Linked DNA regions of Homo sapiens: region 1 is linked to region 2. A link is a contact called in ENCODE Hi-C or POLR2A ChIA-PET data. All regions are on one chromosome and are shown on one strand. Each heading gives the region's core, a stretch centred on a gene start or an enhancer-like site at or near the end of the contact. The rest is flanking DNA. Distances are from core to core; before and after follow the strand shown.

Evidence for each region. A loop is a pair of places that touch in the nucleus more often than their neighbours do. ChIA-PET counts read pairs that join two places held with the same protein, here RNA polymerase II (POLR2A). Pooled maps may share reads with other maps.
Region 1: a map of breast epithelium shows a loop between it and region 2 (12-fold over the local background). The contact joins two enhancer-like sites. A Hi-C loop is called at or near these places in 1 of 168 maps with a recorded cell type or tissue (breast epithelium) and 4 of 50 pooled maps. POLR2A ChIA-PET finds 5 or more read pairs at or near these places in 3 of 52 experiments (activated CD4-positive, alpha-beta T cell, activated CD4-positive, alpha-beta memory T cell and activated CD8-positive, alpha-beta T cell).

The regions. Positions count from the first base shown.
Region 1 is chr6:15,262,729-15,266,984 of GRCh38, forward strand. All of the region lies in intron 1 of JARID2 (jumonji and AT-rich interaction domain containing 2), which reads left to right. Among named protein-coding and RNA genes, the nearest start is that of JARID2-AS1, 16 kb to the left of the region's middle. RefSeq lists enhancers at 1,990-2,499, 2,505-2,644. Within about 2 kb of position 2,288, at least 16 of the 41 ENCODE cell types and tissues checked have a DNase peak (open chromatin) inside an H3K27ac peak, as active enhancers do.
Region 2 is chr6:14,741,243-14,745,701 of GRCh38, forward strand. No RefSeq gene overlaps it. Among named protein-coding and RNA genes, the nearest start is that of LINC01108, 460 kb to the left of the region's middle. RefSeq lists an enhancer at 1,869-3,068. Within about 2 kb of position 2,874, at least 16 of the 41 ENCODE cell types and tissues checked have a DNase peak (open chromatin) inside an H3K27ac peak, as active enhancers do.

The sequences.
Region 1 (4,256 bases), core at 1,038-3,537, 520 kb after region 2:
GGTTTCACCACGATGGCCAGGCTAGTCTTGAACTCATGATCCACCCGCCTCGGCCACCCAAAGTGCTGGGATTTATAGGCGTGAGCCACCGTGCCCGGCCCGTTTGGCTATTTTGAACAATGCTGCGGTGAACGTTTGTGTGGAGGTTTTTGTGTGGATTTGTTTGCATTTCTCTTGGAATACCTTGTTAGAAAAGCGTGCTTATACGTATTACTACTAAATTTATTTTCTGTCATTAAGCTGTGTTTCAGTTCATGCCTCTGAAGTGATGTGCTCTGTTCAGCAGAGTCCTATGCTGTGCCCTCCCCTTCTGGGGCTCTAGCTTGCCCTTTGGAGGGTGTGTGTTTGTGTGTGTGTGTGTGTGTGTGTGTGTGTGTGTGTGTGTGTGTGGTAGGGGTCCTCATTTTCCTTACTGCCTGTCACTCTCCATGTCACTGTGGGTGGCCAAGAGTGGTCTCATTTCCTCTACCCCTTTGCAAACCGTAAACACTGGTCACACGTGCTTGTGCTGGAATCATATGCTCCAGTGGCTTGATGGTGGGACTTCAGATTTCCTGCATTACCTTAGGTTTTGACTTTCTTGTGGTTACCTCTGTCAGCATTCTTTGGCAGAGGACTATGGGGAGTAGAATGACCTAGAAATTATCCCTGATTTTCTTCTCCTTCCAAGCCTGCTGAACCAAAAATGGTTTTTATTTTTCTTTGAAAAACTACCCTTCGTAATGAACTCCATTAAGAAATAGGAGTTCTTCAAAGGAGGAGGGATGTTACTGTATTCTTTTGATTTCTCTGAATTTACTAGATTTATTTTCCCCAAGTTGGTGTGAAATTGTTGAGATTGGTCCTTAACTAGAGTCAGACAATTTTTTTTTTTTTTTTTTTGAGACAGAGTCTCACTTTGTCGCCCAGGCTGGAGTGCAGTGGCGCGATCTCCACTCATTGCAACCTCCGCCTTCCGGATTCAAGTGATTCTCCTGCCTCAGCCTCCAGAGTAGCCAGGATTACAGGCACCCGCCACCACGCCTGGCTAATTTTTGTATTTTTAGTAGATACAGGGTTTCACCTTGTTGGCCAGGCTGGTCTCAAACTCCTGACCTCAGGTGATCTGCCTGCCTCGGCCTCCCAAAATGCTGGGATTACAGGCGTGAGCCACCGTGCCCGGCTGGCAATTTTTATTTTTTAGATACAGGGTGTCGCTGTGTTACCCAAACTGGAGTGCCGTGACGTGAACGCAGCTCACTGCAGCCTTAACCTTCCTGGGCTCAAGCGATCCTCCCACCTCACCCTCCCAAGTAGCTGGGACTAGAGCTGCGCTTCACCATGCCTGGCTAATTTCAGGCAATTTTTAATTGTTAGAAAAACTGTAAGGCAACATAAGAGAAGTGGATGGTGGGGACTGCAAATGTCATGTGGCCTAGTGGTATTGAGAAGCATTTTGTGAAGCAGAGAGTGCGTGTTCCGATTCTGTAGGAGCACATGTCTTGGTGTGGGTGTCTTTGCCTTCCTAGAACTTCCTGATGATAAGAAGCCTGTAAACACCAGTGTGTCCGTCAGTATTTGGAATCTTGTTTATTACATAGTCCTCAGGTTCATTGTCAAAAAATTCTTTACTGATGGTATTAATCAGTATTTGGAATCTTATTTATTTCATAGTGCTCAAGGTCATTGTCAAAAAATTCTTTACTAATGGTATTAATCATGCTTCTCACACTCCAGTTTTTCTGGTATGGTTTTCTGTTCCAAATTGACTCCTGTGCTCAGGTCATTAGTTTGGCTTACTAACAGGAGCCCTGACAGCTATATTCAATATTTTTCTCTGCAGTGGCCAAGTAGCCAAGAATTTACTAGTTTAGACACCCACCTCAGTTTAGAAGGTAGGTGTGAGTGTGTGTGTGTGTGTGTGTGTGTGTGTGAGAGAGAGAGAGATAGAGAGAGAGAGAGAATATCTAAGAAGGAGTTAATATTTTAAACTTTGCATTGTTTAACTGGAAATCTGTGTTCTGCCGGGCCGCTTTTATGTGGTGTACCTATAACCTATACACATACTTGTGCCTTTCAAAGGCTAACGCCACATCCCTCCTACTAAAATTGCTTATTAGAGCTAATTTTAAGAATTGAGTTAGAACTGCCCTATAATGTAATGCAGAATATTTCCCAATAATGCCTAGGTTAACAATGATAGTCTTGCTGTATTGTGCAAAAAAGGCTTCTGTTCAGACCCAGCTGGGTTTCAGGCTTAATTCATTGCTCTATGGTGGGATCACCACAGCTGCTGTGGGGCCTTTACAAATGCAAAAAAGCTGTCAGTGTTTGTTTCATCAGCTGCATAAGTGATGAGGCCAAGTTGAGGAATCCATTCCAGTGCGCAGTGTGCAGGCTGTAGCTATTATTGTTTACAGAATTAGTGTGTTGGAGCTTTAAAATAGTTGGCACATCGTCTGCCCTTTAAAAGCACAAGACTAAGGAATGAGACCAGTTGGTTGTCCTTGTAATGTTGGCCGGATCCAGCCCAGCCCTTGTCTTTTAACAGCTACTGCTCCGGGCTGTGCTGTGGGACTTGACTACTCTTTGGAGGAAGTGGGGGTGCTTGCTGAGTTCTTGTCTCTGTAGTTCTGCATCCCAAACTTAGGTTTGCATTAAAAAAAAAAAAACAAAAAAAAACCACGCAGTCATTTAGAGTTCCATAAGTGTAATTGAGATTTAAAGCCTTAATCATCCTCCCAGCCCCAAATAGGTATAGGACTGTCAGCTGGGATTTCAAATATCTGTGCAGTAACATTCCAGATTTGGCTCTGTGAGATTTATTTTGTGAAGTGATACTGCTTTGGGACTTGCCCTCATCTCTCCCCATGGGTACAGAAGTTAAGGCTACTTCTTGGCTGGCAGCCAAGAAGCCAGGAAAGCCCCATTGGACAGGTCACTTTCCAGGCAATTAAGGAGTATTCTGCAGGGCTCTCCGTGAATGCTGTCTTAACAGTGTAAGGTGACCCTCTTCCCCAGGGACCTGATGAGCCCGGGCAGCATGTTCACTTGCTTTTGGACTGGGCAAGCAGGAATCTGGGACCAGCATCATGGTCATTCACAGGATAGTGTGGGATTGTCCCAGCCCCTCCCTCATTTACATTCAGACCCCTTCTCCACTCAGGGGTCTCTGCCTCATGGAAACTGGAGGGCATGGGCGGTGGCTGGTCTGTTACGGTTTTGAAAGTGGAGCTCATCAGGTCTCCTAGCCAACGGGGGTGAATAATTGTGCTTCCTTCCTCCCAGCTGGAAAAGGTCCCAAAGTGCTCTCTCATATTCATAAAAGAGATGGCACGAGGCTTAGTGTCTCCAAATTAAAGGTCAATACTGATCAGCTTTCTCTCAAAGAACTGTCACATATGCTCTCCTGGAGACATTTGTGTCTTCCCATTTTACCTTAGGAAGTCTCTGGAGCCCAGGAAGACAAGTGTGTCCGATGAATCTCCTGTGGTGTTGGTACTGATTAAGCAGAGTTTGGGGATCCTTGTATGGCCCCTCTTTTAAAGAGCTTTTTAGCACGGTCTCTGCCAAGTATATTTTAACTATTAGTTACAATGATCTTCCAACAGAGAGCAAACAACATAAGTAATAGTTTAGAGTTTTACTTCTTAACGTCTTCCCAAATTCCTTCTCTTTCTCTTTCTTACCTGCACCCTGGAATAGTAGTAATGAAAAGGAAAATAGCAAACCGTGAGCTCCATATCCTCTCCCGCTGGGGGAAGGACTAATTTGCAGGGCCTCATAAGGAAACAGCAGTTTCATGGTCATTGTTGTCAGCCTAGCAGCGCTTGGTTGCACTTCCGTTGCTCAACGTGTTTCTCCTGGCTAGGGTGTTTGTAGTATATTTTGAGTTTTAGGAATCTTTCATCAAAGTTTCTTCTGCTTTTTTGTCATTTTAAGGCAAAACATTTTCTTTTGGTAGCTTGAAAGTTCTACACTCTCAATGTTTAAACATTTTTTGGGGGCAGGGTGAGAAACAGCTTTGTGGACGCATATCTGATTGTGTGTGTTTGTTATTTCATGTCAGAGTCATCTCATGACCCCAGGAGACCTCGCCAGTGGCCTGCCTCCTAGAAAATGCACTGCTGTAATAACAATCAGGGCGCCAGCTGACCACTGGTTGTCCCTCAGCCACTTATTAGCTGCATGTCCAGGAGGATCACCAGGCCGTGGTTTAAATTCTCAGTGTTCTCCATTGTAATGTGGGGTGCACGTGCGTCCCTGAGTGGAGATTA
Region 2 (4,459 bases), core at 1,624-4,123:
ATGGCCCCAAAAATATAGGTCCACATCCTGGAATCTGTATATGTGACCTTATTTGGGTAAATGGTCTTTACAGACGTAATTAAGAGATGAGATGAGATTACCCTGGATTATTGAGGTGGGCCCTAAATCCAGTGTCCATAAGTGTCTTTATGAGAGACAGAAGAAGGAGAAACAGAGAAGGTTATGTGAAGATGGAGGCTGAAAACAGAATAGTCTCAGGAACACGGGAGCCACCAGAAGCTGGAAAATGATGAAAGGATCCTCCCTCAGAACCTTTGGAGGGAGCGTGATTTCAGACTTCCAGCCTCCAGAACTGTGGCACAATAAATTTCTGTTGTTTAAGCCATCAGTTTTTAGTAATTTGTTATGGCAGCCCTAGGGAATTAATACAGCAATAAACAGCAACCAAGAAAAACCAAAAGCATATTCTGAGGGTCTATGTTATGGTCTGTAAGTAAATTGAAGCCAAACTTACACTTCATTTTTTTTTTCCCTGTGGCAAACCTGTCTGGTGAGCCGGGGTAGCGCCTGGCTAAAAAAGTCCATGTTTTAGGTTGACTAAAGCCAGATAGCAAAGTTTTAAAATTCCACATTTACATCCAGAGATGTGCACAACACTGTGTGGCACTCACAGCACAACCAGGCAAAATCAGTTACAACTACAGAAAATTTCTGAAGTTCGGCCAACACTCACCACCACCTGCCCCCAGAGCGATCTTGCTACCACCAGGTGAAACTCTTGCTCCTTTCAGCATGCAGCCAGGCATGTGCCTTTAACTTTAGCTGTCTCTCTCACAGGCACAGGTTAGCCCCAGAAGAAAAATGCAAGGACTAAACTTGCTTACTTGAGGTCATGTGTTCTAGATGCTGCAGTTGGCCCAAATAAAATAAAATCTACATAAAAGACAGGTAGTCATAGACACGTTGAAACATGCTTGAAGGTGATTCCAAATATGTTGATATCAACATTGGCTTTGCCAACTAGGCTTTGTCCCTTTATGACAAATAACTTCAGAGACACCCTGGCATATCCAGGTATAAGAGTTTGGCAGAAAGGGTTTTAATTTGTTGCTTGGGTGTCTATGCTTGGGTGGTGTCATTGAACAAACCGGAGAACCCAGTAGGAAGAGCACATTTGATGAGGTAGAACAAAGCAGTGACGGCTGCCATCTTGGATTTGTTGTATTTAAAATGCATAAGGTTACCAAATATATCTGGAGCTTAGGAGTGAAATTTGAGTGAACAACCCAGGTAATTGTTGTTTTCCCCTGTAAAAGCAGAAATTGTTTACATCTTTTTGATGAATTTCTTTCTAAATATCATTGCATAGAACCTGATTTCACTTCTGTATAGCTCAGGGCTTGCTCCTTCTTACCAAAAGCAAGATTTCCATTTGAATACACCTTGCTTCCAAGTTGCCCACTGACCCCACTCTTAACTCCCAGAGTACCCCCTTGGTAGTCTAAACCTGTAAAGGTAATTCCATCCTCCTTATTAGAGTTGAAGATTGGCCGTGTCACCCAGTTCTAGGCAACAAGATGGGATGGCTAAGAGGCTTCTAGGAAGGAGGTACATTGCTTTTCCGGAAGAAGTACTAGAAACCCGCTCTCTCTCACTCACTCGCACTCTCTGGACACAGATAAGGGAGCACTAGCATTAATGTGTTGGCAACCATTCTATGCTCACAAAGACAGCAAGCCCCAGGAGCGAGTGAACCCTCATAGGCAGAGATAGAGGTAACCTGGGGGCTTACAAGCATCAATAAGCCACTGGCCTCTCCTCTCCTGAGCCAACAAGTGTCCTTATCACTTAGGAAAGTTTTTACATTTTCTATGAATTGCCAGTGTAAGCACCCTAACCCATACTGGTTTCTTCTGAAACCACATTACCTGAGACCTTTTCTGGTGAGGATTCTGTCACTGGTCAGTTGTCATTTCTCAGTGACAAATGAGACCACATGCACTAAAGCCCGTAGCCCAATACTTAGCACTCACTAGATGCTCAATAGATGTTAGTTCCTGTCACTTTGTCTTGCTTCTCAGCTTTGATCACTTGCTCTCCCACATCTTCACCATTGCTTCAATGTTTTGTACACTAATGGCCAGGTCCCAGCAGGCCTCCAGATGGCTCAATGGTTAGAAGTCTCACTGCCTAGGAAGTACTGGAACTGGGAACTCCATGATCCACAAACACCAGCAAATGAGAGACGTTGTTTATTAGACTGCTACCATGGCTAGTCACGTCATGGGGGTTCTCACTTTTCCCAGGATTAGCATGAACACCAACACCCAGTAAAATCTGGATTTCAATCATCCAGAGCCAGTTGAAAATGTTTCACTCCTGAGTCATCATTGGCAGTAATCAGTTGTCACATAGCAGATGTTCAAAATAGACTGATTAATAAAGAATTCTGATTATTAGATGATAGTAATAGTGAGAGGAGAGTGAGATGAGAGTGGGCTCATGGTATTGCTAAAGAAGGCCAAGAATGTTGACCAGTAACTTCTCTTGAAAACAGAGCTGCTGTACTTCCCCACTTCGTCTCCCTAAATGGCCTCGTTCCAGGATTGGGCCCATCAGAAATTGAGAAAGAAAGGAGAGAAGGGGGAAGGAAAGAGAAAGAAGGAAGGTGGATAAAAAGAGTTGTGTCTCAAAGTTTCCTGAGCTACAACACTGCCCTAGAATGATCTGTTCTCTAAGGTGTCCTAAGAAATCCTCCCCAAATGGTTGTGGTTTTGTCTTTTTGCTTTGTTGTTTCGAATTCATTCTGATTTGATTGTGAGATACATGAATCTTACAGTAACCTCATGAAACACTTGTGGAGACCTTGGGATATTGTGAAAACATTCTGAGAGCGCTAGCCTGAGAATGCTAGCCTGGGTGGACCACTCCCTCCCGCCTCACCAGTGACTCACTTGGTGACTCAGTGCTTGTCACGCAGAGATCCACTGGGCCCATGTGCAGCTCACCTTCCTCCGCCTACCTTGAGGAAAACTAGGGACTCATTAGACAAAGTGTTCAAACTGTTTTCTGTTCCTCCAGGCATAAGTTATATGTATACAAGGCATTATCATCTCCCACACATTAAGGAGCAGTGGAAATCGGAAGTGGGGAATAGGAGGCTGGGGGCATTGGAGGGGCAATCTTACTTTCACAAAGATGTTAATTGAATGTTACCAGCAAAGCAAAGACCTAGAAATTTCATAAAATAGAAAAGATTCTGATTATTGTTTTCATTATCAAAATTTCTAATTTCTTGAGGACTTTAAAAAAAAGAAGGCGGCCAGGGGCAGTGCCTCACACCTGTAAACCCAGCACTTTGGGAGGCCAAGGAGGGAGGATTGCTTGAGCCCAGGAGTTTGCGACCAGCTTGGCCAACATGGCGAAACCCCATCTCTACTAAAAATGCAAAAATTAGCCGGGCGTGGTGGCATGTGCCTGTAAACACAGCTACTCGGGAGACTGAGGCAGGAGAATTGCTTGAACCCAGGAGGTGGAGGTTGCAGTGAGCCAAGATCGTGCCACTGCACTCCAGCCTGGGCAACAGAGAGAGACTCTATCTCAAAAAAAAAAAAAAAAAAAAAAAAAAAAAAATTTAACCATACGCAGTGGTGCATGCCTGTAGTCCCAGTACGGAGGAGGCTGAGGCAGAAGGATCCCTTGAGCCAGGGAAGTTGAGGCTGCAGTGAGCCATGATCATGCCACTGTATTCCAGTCTGGGCGAGAGAGAGAGAGAGAGAAAGTCTTAATGTGCCAGTGCAAACTTCCATTTCACATATATTAAATCCCCTTTTTACCCTAAAAGACTCTAAAATATCCTGTAATATTTAAATATTTGCACTTTTATTTCTCTCCCATATAATCACCTCAACTTCAGTTTATGCAAATATGTGAAATCTTCAAACATAATAGGAAGCCAAGTTGCTCACAGAAAGGAAACCTATGACAACCTTCATTACTGCATGCCAAAAATGTCAGGCCAATCTACTAATTTACTAGAACCAAGATAAAACCAGCTCAGCCAGCCAGCGCTCAGGAGTTCCCTCTCAAACATATGCAGGGTTAACAAAATATTGAGCCTAAACTCATTTGGAAAATGAGCATGTGTTTTTTTTTTTTTAAGCAGAGGCTGCTTGCTGACCCAGCCTTCCAGTCAAACAGCTAAAACTCAGCTTGTCCTGTTTCCCTTGAGGTCTGAGTTCTAAAGTCCCCTAGTTTCAATACATTTTGCCAGAAATAACTTTAAGGATCTCCTGAACAGGCACCAAAGCTCTTGTAACAATGTAGTCACTTTAAATTAACATCCTAACTTAAAATAACTAAACCTGATTTTTGTTCGTGATCAAAATTTATATTGGAACACCTCCACAGAGGTCAAATTTAACGTATTCACTGACAAACAAGACAAGCAGGGAGGGCATTTACTGACAACCAAGAATTGGAACAGGATGTCAAAAGC